Linked DNA regions of Homo sapiens: region 2 is linked to region 1. Evidence: read pairs that join two places in POLR2A ChIA-PET (ENCODE). Cell type or tissue: OCI-LY7. All regions are shown on one strand.

The links. ChIA-PET counts read pairs that join two places held together with the same protein. Peaks named below come from ENCODE experiments on the same cell type or tissue, not always from the same donor. Only the 100,000 strongest peaks of a DNase experiment are listed, where the experiment ranks them.
Region 2: POLR2A ChIA-PET joins it to region 1 with 5 read pairs; 3 of 35 experiments call an interaction of 5 or more read pairs at or near these places.

What each region holds. Positions count from the first base shown.
Region 1 is chr12:113,117,158-113,125,157 of GRCh38, forward strand. RASAL1 (RAS protein activator like 1) reads right to left here. Exons shown (of 21, transcript NM_001301202.2): 5 at 4,352-4,481; 6 at 2,205-2,286; 7 at 1,971-2,102; 8 at 1-4. Among named protein-coding and RNA genes, the nearest start is that of RASAL1, 15 kb to the right of the region's middle. RefSeq lists a silencer at 3,098-3,298. In OCI-LY7, a CTCF peak has its summit at 3,606; a DNase peak (open chromatin) is centred at 4,054; H3K4me3 peaks cover 1,630 bases; H3K27ac peaks cover 4,325 bases.
Region 2 is chr12:113,293,784-113,301,783 of GRCh38, forward strand. TPCN1 (two pore segment channel 1) reads left to right here. Exons shown (of 28, transcript NM_017901.6): 28 at 2,177-4,802. The coding sequence ends at 2,293. SLC8B1 (solute carrier family 8 member B1) reads right to left here. Exons shown (of 16, transcript NM_001358345.2): 16 at 4,988-6,191. The coding sequence ends at 5,994. Among named protein-coding and RNA genes, the nearest start is that of MIR6762, 6.3 kb to the left of the region's middle. RefSeq lists enhancers at 4,609-5,306, 5,307-6,002 and a silencer at 6,041-6,335. In OCI-LY7, no CTCF peak of the experiment used is centred here; no DNase peak of the experiment used is centred here.

The DNA of each region.
Region 1 (8,000 bases):
CCACCTTTTGAGAGAGACACACAGACCCTCAGCCGGGCCCTGGCCTGCCCTGCCCTGCCTGGCTCAGGTCTCACCTAGCCCTGGAAGAACAGACTGCCCACCCACAGAGGGGCAGAATGGCCTGCCAGGGGACCCCTCCTTCTCTCCTACAAGTCCCAAATTATTAGCTCCTGCCAGGACACTGAGGGCTTCTGAGGGCCTACCAGGGACACTTAATTTACAGTTGAGGAAACTGAGGCTCAGCGATGTGGAGTGATTTGCCCAAGGTCACACAGCTGCTAGAGATAGCATGTCTGGACTGAGTGTATTTTCAGCTCTGTTTAGGGACATAAATTTCTTCTATCAAAAGGCATAAGGACAGCCCTGGAGGGACCCAAGCCCCACACTCTCTCTCTTTTTAAATAACTTTATAGAGACGTAATTCACATCCTAAACAATTCACCTTTTAAAAGTGTACAATTCAATGATTTTTAGTATATTCACAGACTTACCGCAATTAGTTGTGCCGCTGATTCCAGAACATTGTCTATGAGCCCTAAAGAGCCTGCACTCATTACCAGTCACTTCGTGCCCCCCAGCCCCTGACAACCACGAATCTATTTTCTGTGTCGGTAGATTTGCCTATTCTAGACATTTCGTATAAATGGAATCATATGTGTTTTGCAGGGGCTGGCTTTTTCCACTTAGTGTAATGGTTCATCCACGTGCCAGTACGGTAAGTCCTGACTCATAACGTATAAGGAAATCAAATGTACCATGAGCTAATTACTATAAACAAGAATGAAGGCTGGGTGGGTAGCTCATGCCTGTAATCCCAGCACTTTGGGAGGATGAGGCGGGCAGATCACTTGAGGTCAGGAGTTCAAGACCAGCCTGACCAACATGATGAAACCCTGTCTCTATTAAAAATACAAAAATTACTCAGATGTAGTGGTGTTCACCTGTAACCCCAGCTACTTGGGAGACTGAGGCAAAATAATTCCTTGAACCCAGGAGGTGGAGGTTGCAGTGAGCTGAGTTCATGCCACTGCACTCCAGCCTGGGCAATAGAGGGAGATTCCTTCTAAAAAATAAAAATAAAAAAAATAAACAAGAGTTAAGTTCCTACAGCATACAGTATGTCATTTTGCTTAAGGCTGCAGTTTCCAAGAACCTATGGATGACATTAAATGAGGACTTACTGTACTTCATTCCTTTTTATGGCTGAATAATATTCCATTGTATCGATAGACCACATTTTGTTTATCTATAATGGACACTTGAGTTTTTTTCCATTTTGGGCTGTTATGACTAATGCTGCTATGAACAGTAATGTCAGAGTTTTTGTGTGAAGATAAGTTTTCATTTCTTTGGGGTATGTACCTAAGAGTGGAATTGCTAGGTCATAGAGTAACTCTATCTTTAACTATTTGAGGAAATGCCAGGCTGTCTCCAAAGACAGGGAAACCAAGAGAAAGAACCTGAGCCCAGGACTTCCAGGAGTAGGAGTTAAGGGCGTTAAGTCTGGAGTCAAAGAGATCTGAACTCAGATCCTGGCTCTGCCCTTTCTTAGCCATATGACCTTGAAAAAGCCACTTAGCCTCTCTGAGCCTCAATGTCCCCATCTGTAAAATGCGGATAGCAACAGTCCCAGCCTCATAGGGTAGCCATGAAGGTTAAGTAATGAGGCTCTGTGGGAGGGACACTCAGCACAGGGCCAGCACATAGTCATCTGTCATGCTCTCATCCCAGAATGAGAATCTGGGCCCGTCCTGTGATCTTGGATAGGTTCCTGTACCTTTGACAGCCTCAGTTTCCTCACCTGTACAACAGAGCAATGAAACTGCAACACTCAGGCCTAACCAGGGGAACCTGATGAGGCAGCTGTACATCCACCCTTCTGAGAGCCAGGAGGCTCAGCCCGTCTCATCTTTCTTCCCCCTTGGAGGCACTGGGGAGCCATGGAGGGTATTGTAGGGAATGAGGCTCACCATGCCCAAGAAGTCATTCTTGCCCACCATGTCCCAGTCCCAGAGCTCCACCCGCAGTGGGGACGGGGCACCTGGCATCTCCCGCAGCTCCAGCACTTCATCCCAGTGCGGGAAGCGAGTCTTCTTGATGGTCTGAGGGCGAAGGAAGTGGTCTGTGAGTGGGAGAGCTGATGGGGACTCCTGCCCCACCACCAAATGCCCCACTCCTTCCTGGCTTCATTCCCCACCACTCACTGAGGTCTCCAAGCTCTGGCTGCCCCAAAACACACGTGCAAATGGGTCAGATGTGCCAGAGATGTCTCTGGGAGCCAGGTCCCTGGGAACAGATGGGGAAAGGAGTGAGGAAACACGGCACCCAAGTTGGGCCTTGGAAAGGCTGTTAAGAGTAGATCATTCCAATGTCGCTGGTTTCCAAGGCAACAAACTGTTCCATGTAGGGGTCCAGCTAGGGACACCCCTAACCATGACCGTCCAAACCCAGTATCTTCCTGTCACCACCCTATGGGGAGGCACTTGTATATCCCTATTTTTCAGATGAGGAAACTGAGGCACCAAAAGGTCATATCCTACATCACAAAGCCCAGCAAGTAGAAGTGCAGCAGGGAGGGGGAAAAGAGAGCCTCAGATTCTCTGGAGGCCCCAGATGGGAAACTTGATGCAAAGGTTCAAAGCCTGGCTTTGCACTCATTGGCTAGCGGACACTAGGGAAAGTCACTTCCCCTCTCTAAGTCTTCATTTCCTTACCTGGAAAATGGGAGTAATAACAGACCAACCTCATAGAGCCGAGGGTTAGATTGGATGATGTGTGTAAAGGGCCAAGCATAGCACCTGGCAGGTGATGGGTGCTTGGTTCATTTATTCATTCAACAAACACCCATGCCCACACCTTGTCTAGGACCCAAGAGAAAGCATGAGGCAGGGACTCCTTGCCATTGGTTGCCATGACAACCCAAAAGTCTTACTCCAGGCAGCTTCCCCATCCCTCCTTCTTGACGTTCTCCAAACCCAGGAACACACCACCACCCCACCCCCACACCAGGGGCTGCTTCCTTCTTCCTCCTGCTCCCTTCCCACCCCTGCTTAGCATCCAAAGCCTTCTTCGGTTTCCTAGGAGCTGGCCCAGTTGCTAAGCGACAGCAATCAGTCCCTCTCATGCCTGCAAGGATCCTGCACAGCCTTGTGGCTGAGGAAGGGGCCATGGGCTCAAGGAAGACCAGGAGCCTCTGCCCCCTGCTGAGTCCCTCAGCCTGTCACCTGCCTCCCTGGTTCTCCCTCAACCAGACTCTAGGAAGCCCCAGCTGAGGCCAAGGCTGGAAGCAAAAATCTGGAGGCGGTGGGAGAGGCTCAGAGAGGGCAAGGAAGGGCTTTATGGTCACACAGCAAGCTGGAAATTGGAGGTCCTCCCCAATCTGGGCAGGGATTTTCCTAAAAATGAGAGCTGGGGAGGTGAAAAACAGGCAGAAAAACAGGATGAGAGAGGAGTGGGGGAAGGGTGGAGGTATTTGAGGGAGCAAAATGACAGAGAGCTGAGGAAGGGAAAAAGGGATGGCCATGACAAGTAGGCAAGAGGGAAGATGGGTGTCCCATGAGCTGGTGCCCCTAGAGGGCCACCTGTGGGTTTTCCTGGTCTTGCATCCATCTTCCATCTGATTTTTCTTTGGGACAGGACCTATCTCCTTCTCACCACCCCCCTCTCACATGACTTAGTGGGGTCCAATCCCTCCCTCCGCTCCAGTAATGGGCTTGTGACTCAGGCCTGATCCATTATTCAGTGTAATTGGTTCAGAGATAGACATGTGCCCCAGCTTGAGCCAGTAAAAATTAATCCCAGGACATTGGTTGGAAATGGTAGGAAATAGAAGTGATTTTTCTGTTGGAGTGGCTAAGCTGGCAGGGTGCCCGCCTGGAGTTGCTAGGGCCATCTCTCACCTGGGGAGAGTCTGCCTAAGAATGAAGCTAACACAGAGACCAGCAGAGCTAAAAGACAGATTCCTAATGGCATCGTTTGAACACCTGGACCCAGCCATGCCTGAAGCTACATGTCAGTCATATAAGCCAATAAAGTAGCTCTTTTGCTTAAGCCAGTATGAGTTGGGTATTTGTCAGTTACAATTTAATGACTACACCTCCACACTCACCTGTCACCTGTCATCCTGAGTGTCTGGTCTGTTGCTGCTAGTCCCTGGGGACTCAACAGGATTTTGCCCCCAGGAACTTACAACCCAGTGAGCTTGGACTGTTTGTCCACACAGGGAACCTGACTGCCAGCCCAGAAGTGCCCCAGGACTGAGGAGGTCCCAAACGCCAGGCAGCAGGGGAGACCCAGGGGACTCCTGCTCATTCTCAGACCACCCTCCACACCACCTCCACCTTAAGCATACCTGGCCTGAAGCACATGGCAGCGAAGGCAGCGGCCCTGCCCATCCTCCAGCATCTGCACTGACAGGCAGATCTCACCCTGCACTTCTGCATCTGGGTCCACTCGGCTCAAGTTAATCCAGCTGTCAATCCCTGAAGGGCACAGGCACTAACATTTATGAAGCGCCTACCATGTACTGGGCATTGTGTTAACTTAAAAATTCAATTAACATTATTTTCATTTTTTTTTTTTTGACACAGGGTCTGGTTCTGTTGCCCAGGCTGGAGTGCAGTGGCACAATTTTGGCTCACTGCAACCTCTGCCTCCTGGGCTCAAGCGATTCTCCTGCCTCACCCTCCCGACCAGCTGGGACTTTAGGCGTGCACCACCATGCCTGGATAATTTTTGTGTTGTTCTGTAAAGATGGGGTTTCATTATGTTGCCCAGGCTGGTCTCAAACTCCTGAGATCAAGCGATCCACCCACCTTGGCCTCCCAAAATGCTGGGATTACAGGCATGAGCCACTATGTCCTGCCTCAATTAAAATTAAAAATGTGTCAAGACCCTGGCTTCTGATATAGGTGCTGTAATTATCCCCATTTTCAGATGAGGAAAATGAGGCACAAGGAGAAAGAGTTTTGTCCATGGTCTCACAGCTAGCAAATGGCAGAGCTGGAATTTGAATGCAGGCAGTATAGTTAGTTCTAGGGCCAATGCTCGTAGCCATGTGCCATCACACACTTCCCCCTGGTATAGAAAGAACTTCATCATGTAATCCCAACATACTCTCCCCTCAAAAAAATCTTGGACATTTCTCCCCTCTGTATTTCTCTCAACACTTTGAAGATATTGTTCCACTGAATTCTAGCTTTCCATCACCAGGCTGGAGTGCCGTGGCACAATCTCAGCTCACTGCAGCCTCAGCCTCCCAGGCTTAAGCGATCCTCCTGCCTCAGCCTCCCCAGTAACTTGGACTACAGATGTATACCACCACAGCTAGCTAATTTTTTGTGTTTTTTGTAGAGACGAGGTTTTGCCATGTTGCCCAGGCTGGTCTCGAACTCCTGAACTCAAGCCATCTGCCTGCCTTGGCCTCCCAAAGTTCTGGGATTACAGGCAGGAGCCACTATGCCCAGGCTTTTCTATCTATTATAATTCTAAGGACTATGTCTCTGATGCACTGCAGTTTCATCACAATGTGTCTAGATACAGATTTTTTAAAATCCTGCTGAGTAGAGATTGCACTGCTTCTATTTATGGAATCATATCCTTCCTTTATTTCTGCAAAATTCTAGATGATTGATTTTTTAAAATTATTTCCTCTTCCCAATTTTTGTTATAATTTTTGCCTGTCTCTAATTTTTAAAATTCTATCCTTCTGGAACTCCAATTAAATAAATGTTAAACCTCCACAGTTATTTTCCATGTCTCTGAATTTCTATTTTATTTTTTCTCCTTTTCCTCTGAAACTAATTCTGAATAATTTCTCTAGACCTTTCTTCCAGTTCACTAAATCTCCCTTTAACTATGAATAATCTGATGTTTCACTCAACCACTCCATTTTTTATTTTGACAATTATACTTACCTCTAAAAGTTTTATTTGGTGCTTTTCTAAAATCTGTCTGCGTAATTACTTGTAATTTATTGCTGTTATTGCAGACCTTTCTTGTGATTACATCTTTTATTTCTTTAAATCTGATTCTTTTTAAAAATCCCGTATATTATAATTACAGAATCTAAAGTCTTTGTGGGTCTAAATCAGATGATTATTGTTTCTGCTGACTATTGCCCATGGTGTCTCATTTCCTTGTGTGTTTGCTGATCTTTGATTGTGAAGTCATGTTTGTTTGATCTTACTCTGGGAAACCTAAGTGAACATGCTTATCCCTAGAGAGGAGCAGGAGTTGGTTATTCTGGGACCCCTTGAGGGTCTCAGCCTAATGGAGAATTCTCATGTTGAGTAACATCCACCCTGCCCCTTGTCCAAGTTTTAGTCTCTTTGTTGAGTGTAGAATTGATACTGACGTCTGCTTTCAGGGAAATCCTTCATGGTCTCCTTGCTTTTTGTTTACCATTCACTGTTAGGTTTTAGCTAATGGTTTTTGTTTTTGTTTGAGATGGAGTCTCACTCTGTCACCCAGGCTGGAGTGCAATGGTGCAATCTTGGCTCACTGCAAACTCCACCTCCCAGGTTCAAGCAATTCTCATGTCTCAGTCTCTCGAATAGCAAGGATTACAGGCACCTGCCACCATGCCCATCTAATTTTTGTATTTTCAGTAGAGTGGGTTTTCACCATGTTGGCCAGGCTGGTCTCGAACTCCTGACCTCAACTGATCCGCCAGCCTCGGCCTCCCAAAGTTCTGGGATTACACACGTGAGCTATTCCACCCAGTCTCATGACTTGAGATGGAAAAAATACTGAGGGATTTCCCGTTCTATAAAGAAGTTTGGCCTGGCATGGTGGTTCACACCTGTAATCCCAAAAGTTTGGGAAGCCAAGGTGAGCTGATCACCTGAGGTCAGGAGTTTGAGACCAGCCTGGCCAACATGGCAAAACCCTGTCTCTATGAAAATACAAAAAAAGTTAGGCATGGTGGTGCATGCCTGCAATCCCAGCTACTCCAGAGGCTGAGGCATGAGAATCGCTTGAAACTGGAAGGCGGAGGTTGCAGTGATCTGAGATCATGCCACTACACTCCAGCCTGGGTGATAGAGCGAGACTCTGTCTCAAAAAAAAAAAAAAAAAAAAAAGTTACCACAAGTCCAACAATGTATTAGGAACCCTATTTAATCCAGGATCTCACTGTTGTATAGCAGGAGAGTGCTTTTGAGGATTGAGTCCCGCCAGCTGCTGAAAGTAGAAGTCTCATCTCACATCTCTCTATCTCCACTGCAGCCTCCACATTTCCGCCACATGCTTGCAGACACATGGACACGTTCCTTCTTTTCTTGCTGCCTGTTCTGTGGGAATGTGTTCTGTTTTCCTATCCAAGTCCACAAGTTCCTGCAAGCCAGGCCTCAAACTTCACTCATTTAATTTCACTGCCCTGGGAGGATGTTTGAGGTACACTGGGTACAGCTCAGTGGGCAGATTAAGAGCACAGATTTTGGAGGCCGACAAAACTTGGGTTGGACTCTGATTTCTGAACCTTCTAGAAGGGGGAAGTCACCTCCCCTCTCTATGCCTCTGTATATTGGAGATCATTCTGGTGGACACTTCACTGGTGTGTTGAGAAGTAAAGCGCTTAGCACCATGCCTGGCATATAGTAGGCCCTCATGAAATAGGATTATAATGATGATCAGCACATAGTAGGTTTTCAACTAATTCCCACTGAGGGAAATAATGCATTATTCAATAAATGGTATTGAGACAATTAACAGTCATGTAGACAAAAAGTAATAAAGTTTAATCCTTACTACATACCTTGTATCTAGGCAAATTCCAAATAGATCAAAGACTTAAATGTGTTTTTTGTTTAATGCAATAAATGGCCAGGCATGGTGGCTCACACCTGTAATCCCGGCACCTTGTGGGGCCAAGGCAGGAGGATTGCTTGAGGCCAGGAGTTCAAGATCAGCCTGGACAACATAGTGAGAACTTGTCTCTTAAAAAAAAAAAAAAAATACATATACATATATGTGTGTGTGTTTGTGTATGTAATACATTA
Region 2 (8,000 bases), 180 kb after region 1:
TCCCAGCCCCAGCGAGTGCTGCCCAATAGGAAGAAGGCCCTACTGCGGTCGGGCTGCTTGGTGTTTTGTTTTGAGATGGAGTCTCGCTCTGTCTCCCAGGCTGGAGTGCAGCAGCACGATCTAGGCTCACTGCAACCTCCGCCTCCTGGGTTCAAGCGATTCTCCTGCCTCAGCCTCCCGAGTAGCTGGGATTACAGGCACACGCCACCACACCTGGCTAATTTTTGTATATTTAGTGGAGACGGGGTTTCACCATGTTGGCCAGGCTGGGAGTGCTTGGGATTTTTCATAATTGGGTGTTTTTTGTTTTGTTTTGTTTTAGAGATGGTATCGCTCTGTCACCTGGGCTGGAGTCCAGTGGCGTGATCATAGCTCACTGTAGCCTCCAACCCCTGGGCTCAAGTGATCCTCCCCACTCAGCCTACCCAAGCAGCTGGAACTACAGGTGTGCACTGTGACACCCTAATTACCTTATTTTTGTAGCAGTGAGGTCTTGCTGGGGTCTCAAACTCCTGGTCTCAAGCAATTCTTCCACCTTGGCTTCTAATTTAAGAAAAGGCAGGCCAGGCATGGTGGCTCATGCCTGTAATCCCAGCACTTTGGGAGGCCAAGGCAGGCGGATCACTTGATGCCAGGAGCTCGAGACCAGCCTGGCCAACATGGTGAAACCCTGTCTCTACTAAAATTACAAAATTTAGCCAGGCCTGGTTCCGTGCACCTGTAATCCCAGCTACTGAAGAGGCTGAGTCAGGAGAATTACTTGACTCCAGGAGGCAGAGGTTGCAGTGAGCCAAGATCATGCCACTGCACTCCAGCTTGGGTGACAGAGCTAGACTCTGTCTCAAAAAAAAAAAAAAAAGGCAGAATCAGATGTTTTTCTTTTTTTGCATGACCTCCCAATCTTTACATATTGGCAGCTAAGGAAAATATCTCACAAAGCACCGTGTGGGCTGGCATTTGGCACGGTGCCTTCCAGACCATGGGCCACCAGCCCATGAGCCCTGCAGAGTCTTCTCAACCACCTCAGGGTTGCCAGGGCTCCGGGGAGCCTCTCCCACACCAGCTATGGTGGCTTTGCTCTGTTTTCTGGCATTCTAATAGCTTGAAGCCCTTCTGTTTCACTAAAACAGTGACAACCAGGGTCCATGCCTGAAAAGCGGGGGGTGCTGTCCCCAAAGCAGCTTACACATTCTCCGGGAACACAAGAGACTCAGGCAGTGTTCTTTGGGCTGATGTGTAGTGGCTCACTGAACTTGGTGTCACAGAAACATGGAAATAATAGAAGCGTTTGACCTTGGGCAGTCACTCCATGCCTCCCTGTCTGTGCAAGGGGATGACTGTGCAGCAGCACCCATTCAGGTGTGGTTGGAAGGAGGTGTGCTGCCCTTGGCCTCTGCCCTTCTGCCTGTCCATCTGCTCCAGGCCTCAGTTTCCCCCTCTGTAAAACAAGGGGGCCAGAACTAGGCCATCTCGAAGCTCTAAAAGTCTATGGTTCAGTCTTTTAAAAAGTAGGGTAGGGTATGGTGGTGCACACCTGTATTTCCAGCTGCTTGGGAGGCTGAGGCGGGAGGATCATTTGAGCCCAGGAGTGGGAGGCTGCAGTGAGCCGTACCTCGCCACTGCTCTCCAGCCTGTGCCACACAGTGAATCTCTGTCTCCTAAAAAAAAAAAAAAAAAAAAGGAAATGTGGGGTATACTTAATTCCTTAATTACCTGAATACCTCAGTCCCTGAAAATGTCAGAGTTTATAATCATGGCCTTAGGCAGGTGAGGTATTCAGCACAATACAGCTCTAAGCCTCGGTGTCTCGGGTGTGAAACAGGGACACAATTCCTGCCAAGCTCAAAAGGGGTCACTCGGGGGGCCCTTTAGTGAAGGACAAAAGGTTATGCTCACAAACAAGGGGTGAGGGTTGTTCCTGCCTGGGCCTGTTAGAGAGCTGTTATGCGCAAACCTCCAGACACTAGGGAAAGATTTCATTGTCATTTTTGCCTCTGGGGCCACATTCAAAATTCCCAGCATTTCTGGGCCTGTGACGGGGGTTTCAGTACCAGCTGGGTGAGGCTGGCAGCCCTGCCCCTTCCAGCCTGGATGCTGTGGGCTGTGTGACCTTGTGGGGTGGGCGGGGCAGGGGGTGGGGTGCAGCCCTCAGCACCCCTTCTGCTCTCTTCTCCAGGAGTGGTATGAGGAGCATGCCAGGGAGCAAGAGCAGCAGCGACAACTCAGCAGCAGTGCAGCCCCCGCCGCCCAGCAGCCCCCAGGCAGCCGCCAGCGCTCCCAGACCGTTACCTAGCCCAGCGCCCGAAAGCCGTCTCTTCTATGCAATAACACAATAGTATTACTCTACTGCGATGTACGGAACTGCGGTGTGTGTACACATACTCACGTATATGCACATATTTATATACAGGAAGAAAAAAGACAGACAAGATGGGGCTTGGTTTATAACCACCTTGCCCTGTCTTCCTTAACTCCAGAAGCCAGTTTGGTGAGGGGTGGGGGTGCGGCCACCAGGTCTGAGCTCTTCCTACTGTGGAAGGCTCCAGAAGGCCCTTCACAAGGAGACCCCTCACCTGGATCCAGTCGACTGCGGGGCTTGCCCCTCATGTGGGCTGGCCTCCATCGGCCACGTCCAAAGCTGTCACTGCTACTGCTTCAGGCTCACATCCCCCCGACCTGATGGCGTGCCCGCCCCCTCTCCCTGCGGCCCATGCCACAGGTTTCTGTGTTTTGCTTTAGGGACAGAACCACTTAGGAAGGAAAGAACTCCCGGTCTCCAGGGTGGTATTTCAGTGTCTGTGATAATGTCACGCAACACCTCTTCGGGGACCAGTGCCCAGGATCTAATGGAAGCGGAATTGGGGCAACTGGGCCCATGTGGCCAGAGCTCAGTTAGCCAGTGCCGGGCGGCCACAGATTACACTGACCAATCTCCTCCCTTGGCTCTGCAAGCCTCCCACCCAGCCTTCTCTGGCTTAACCCTTGTTGGCGAAAACTCTTCCACAGTGGCCTCCTTGGGGACCCAGAACCCGGAGGAAGGGGCATGAGGCAGGAAGTGGGGCCGATGTCTGCAACCCAGACCACTTCGTGGAATGGGCTCTTGACCAAATCCCTTTTTTTGCGATTTACCCGTTCAAGCAAAACAACGTTTTGGTTAACTAAGGATTGTGCTAAAGCCGATACCAGGTCCTTCACACGTGTGCACTAGGAACAGGAGCGAACAGCACAGAGAGACGCTCCCTGTGGGACGCAGCAGCCCCGTGGCCCCGGCCCAGTTCCCAGCCACCCTCCCTGGCTCTGCTCACACCAGAGATTTCCATAGCAGGAGCGGTTGGTGCAGAAGTAGGTTCAGATGAACCTCAGTTAACGTCGCCACCCCTCCTCCCACCATGGTACCCTGTAGGAGCCCTGTATGACATCTGAGCGTGGTGGAGGTAGGAGGGTTGCCAGCTGCAGTGACCCTGCCACAGAGGCAGGGTCAGTGCAGAGGTCGCTTTGGTTCCGCTTCCCTGGGCCACAGAACGGAACACAGCATAGGTTCTGCAGCAGGAGCCGCAGTGGCAGGATGGAGGGTGCGAAGGGCAAGGAGTGCACTGCTGGGCATTCCTGGCCAGCCCCGGCCCTCTGGTGCCTGCTTCCTGTGACTTCAGAAGGCAGGTGGACAGAGCCTCCCTCTGGCCTTGTCCTCTTCCCAGCCACAGAACGGGCAGGGTGGCACCCGACCCCAGGGGAGCAGTACCTGGTCCCCCACCCCCTCCTCCCAACCACCTCCAAGGCCAAGCTGGGTCCCATAGCCAGCACGGCATGGTTCTCCCCTTCCCCCCTTCCCAGGTCAGGGGAGTTGGACAAGTAGCAGGTGTTTGTTTTTAAAGCACAGCCCTTTGGGAAAGCAACACATTATTGAGACTCACTGTGATTCCCCCGGGAGTCAGACTGGCTTTGTCCTCTTCCTCTCTGGAGGGCCATGGGCCATCAGCAGGAGCTCCACATCGAGCCCCAGGCCAGAACCCCCTCCCTTTCACAGAGAGGGAACTTTATTGCACAATTGGGTGCCTTTTAGCTTTTGTGTGTTGAAATGGGCGTTTTGGAAGCAAGGGTCAGGGGACAGCTTCTAAAGGTGTGAGTCTCTGACCTGAGCATCTGGGCCTCGCCTGGGCCCTTCTTCCTCCCCAGGGGTGGAAACGTGGAGGGGCCAGCAGCACCCCGGGGTCTGCCCAGGGGAGTCAAGGCCCCGAGGTGGGGGGGCCTATTCCAGGAGGAGTGGGATCTCGGCCCTGTCCAGAGCGAGTTAATGTGTCCATCTGCCCAACCCTGTCCTGAGAAAGGACCTGGTTTTGGCCAGGACCTGACAAATACCCAATGGCAGCAGTGTCAACAGACGGGAGTCCAGCCAGGGTGGGTGCCCTTGTCATTGAGGTTAGGGACAGCTATCCCCAGGTTATGCCTGGCCCCACCCAGCAGGGAGTTGGGGTCCCCCCACAGGCTGTGAGCTCTGTGGGCCCTGGGATGTGATCTAGCTCAGATGCCCTCTCATCCTTGATGTCATAGTTGAGTGCACCCAAGTGGCACCCACTGGCGGCCAGGGGCACAGCCTGGTGGTGGTGGCAATAGAACTGTGCCCCTCCTCAGCTCCTCGCTTCCCCTCCCACAGCCCCAGCCTTACTCCACCATGCGGACAATCATTTTGTACGGATCACGGGAGCAATGCTGTACGGTTTTGTACACTGGTGGTTTGTTTCCTAGAAAACCCATTGTGTCTCTGGATTTCTAGCACATTACTAAAAGAGCCTCTGCTTTGTAAACATGGCTGCTGCCTCTTGACTTCTGTGGCTTTGGGTATTGTCGGGAGAGTGGCCCCATCCAAGGCCATGGCCATTCCTGATCCTGCCTCAGCCCCACCCCGAGCTGTGCCCTGGGGTCAGCCACTTGGCACTGGCCCCAGGTGAGGAAGAACTGGTAAAAGTTGGGGGTGTCATTTTCTCTACACTTGAAATTTTGACTTTTTTTTTATTTGGAAAAGAGACAGTTGAATCCCTTTTCTTTACCAGCATAAGGCAGTCAGGCAAACCTAAGAGTTGCTTATTTCGGCAACATAAGGCGGGGTCATTGCATGACAGCAAGAAGGCACGAGGTCCCCTCATCTGTCCTTTCCCAGCTCGCAGGCCTTGGAACCCCGCCCAGGGCCCCGCTGAGGGAGGCACAGGCACAGTCCTACCGACTCCTGCCTGGCAGCTGGAGGAGCCCAGGTTCCAGCACAAAGGAGTCTGTGGACAGGCAGGGGCAGAATCCTGGAGGGAGCGCCTGAGCCACCATCCCATGTGGCAGCTGCTGGCGTAGCAGTGCCTCGGGCTGGCATCGTTTTGGAAGCAAGTGGGTTCAGTGAAGTGTGTTGCCACGAATAGCACCCGCTGCTTTTGGCTTTATTAACGTGGCAAGGAGAAATTCAAAATTAAGTATGTCTCGAATTCTGTTTGTGGCAGATGGTGCGGCTCTGGAGCTCAGCCCTCGGCGGCCTGATTCCCAGGGGTCCAAGCCACCCTCATTCTCTGAGTCAGGGTTGGGCAGCCACTTGTGTCCTGAGAAGGTGCCAGAAGGCCTGAAGCCCAGGCAAGGGGAACGGGCAGTGCCTGTGCCTCGGGGGTACCTCCAGCATGGCCTGGAGCACATCCAGCCATCCCCTTCCCCCAAACTCCAGCCCTTCTCAGAGGGGCTCTGGGGGTCATTCAAGGGGGACTTCTAGCTTCTCTCTGGAACCCTTTGTCCAGAGCAAAGCCAGGTTTCCAAGGTCCCCACGGCAAGGCTGTTGGGTGCTGGCAGCAAGAGGTACACAGCAGTTCTCCCAGCTCACAGCAGTGACCTCAGATCTCCAGCAGCAAGGGCCGCACTCTCGTGCCCACAAGGGCCTTGCAGAAATGCTCCGGTCCCTGGGCCTCCCCCGGCAGGAGGGGCGGGGCTCCTGCCTGCAGTGAGGCCACAGCACTAAGCGGCTTCAGTCACATGCTTTTCAGGTGAATCACTCCAAATTCAGTGAGGAGGGCCACGACAAGGAAGTTCAGGTAGAAGAGGAGCAGGCAGAAGCCATAGACTCTGCTGAGCTGGAAGCACTGCAATGGGACTGAGACCAGGGAGAAGACGAGGCTGAGCCCCAGGGCGCCTGCCAGGACCCACACCAGCAGTCCGTCTGGCTCCAGCTGTGGAAGAATGAGGGGAGAGAGGCTGAGTCACTGCCCGTCACAGGCCCCGCCCCGTCTGTGGCCAACACAACAATGCAGCCTCAACAACAATGCAGCCTCAACAACAATGCAGCCTCAGCAACAATGCAGCCTCAGCAACAATGCAGCCTCAACAACAATCCAGCCTCAACAACAATGCACCCTCAACAACAATGCACCCTCAACAACAATGCAATCTCAGCCGAGCACAGTGGCTCATGCCTGTAATTCCAGCACTTTGGGAGGCTGAGGCAGGTGGATCACCTGAGGTCAGGAGTTCGACCTGTATTGGCCAGGAGTTCGAGACCACTGGCCAATACAGTGAAACCCTGTATCTACTAAAAATACAAAAATTAGCCAGACATGGCAGTGTGCTACTGGGGAGGCTGAGGCAGGAGAATCACTTGAACTCAGGAGGCGGAGGTTGCAGTAAGCCGACATCGTGCTACTGCACTCCAGCTTGGGTGATGGAGTAAGACTCTGTCTCAAAAAATAAATAAAATAACAACAACAACAACAACAACAATGCAGCCTCAACAGTGTTTGAGGGCACCAGCTGGGGGCCACTTAAGGAAGACTGGCCTGCAGCAGCCCGGCCTGCCCTGTGGGATGGCATGCCCCACCCTGAAGTTACCCAGACGTGGCCCCAGAAGTTTCCAGACGCAGAAACAGCAGGGAAAAGGAACCTTCTCTTCCAACTTCAGCCAGGTCCACCTGCCTGGGTGCCTCTCCCCTGCCTCGAGTCAGATGTCATTATAATTCCCTCTGTTTTTAATGCTGAACTCTAGTCAACGACATGCACAAGCGGATGTTCACCACTTACTGTGAAATGCATCAAGAAACAATATGGATGCGTTAGGCCGGGCAGGGTGGCTCAGGCCTGTAATCCCAACACTTTGGGAGGCCAAAGCGGGCAGATCACTTGAAGTTAGGAGTTCGAGACCAGCCTGACCAACATGGTGAAACCCCGTCTCTATTAAAAATACCAAAATTAGCCAGGTGTGGTAGCACATGCCTGTAATCCCAGCTACTCGGGAGGCTGAGGCAGGAGAATCACTTGAACCTGGGAGGTGGAGGCTGCAGCGAGCCAAGATTGCACCACTGCACTCCAGCCTGGGTGACAGAGCAAAACTCCATCTCAAAAAACAAAAGAAGAAAAAAGAAAAGAATAGATGGAGGCATGGACAGACAGGCATGGACAAACAGACAACAAAGCAAAGGCAGCCAAACATAAACAGTAGAGTCTGGGTGGTGGGAATATGTGTGTCTATCATACAAGTCTTTTAACTGTTCTATGTTTGAGTTTTCATAATAAAATGGAAAAAATCTTTATAAGGCTTTTTTTTTTTTTTTTTTTTGACATGGAGTCTCACTCTTGTTGCCCAGGCTGGAGTGCAATGGCGTGATCTCAGCTCACAGCAACCTCTACCTCCCAAGTTCAAGTGATTCTCCTGCCTCAGCCTCCCGAGTAGCTGGGATTACAGGTGTCTGCCACCACGCCTGGCTAATTTTTTTGTATTTTTAGTAGAGATGGAGTTTCACCATGTTGGCCAGACTGTTCTCGAACTCCTGACCTCAAGTGATCTGCCCACCATGGCCTCCCAAAGTGCTGGGATTACATGTGTGAACCACCGCACCCAGCCCATAAGGTTTTTGAAGAAATGGCAGCTATAAGTATCTACTGAGTGCCTGCTCTATGCCAGGCATTGTGCGAAGGGCCTAACAGGCACTGTCGTCTTTGATCTAACAATAGTCTTGTATGGTGGGTACTAGGATGGACTCCATTTT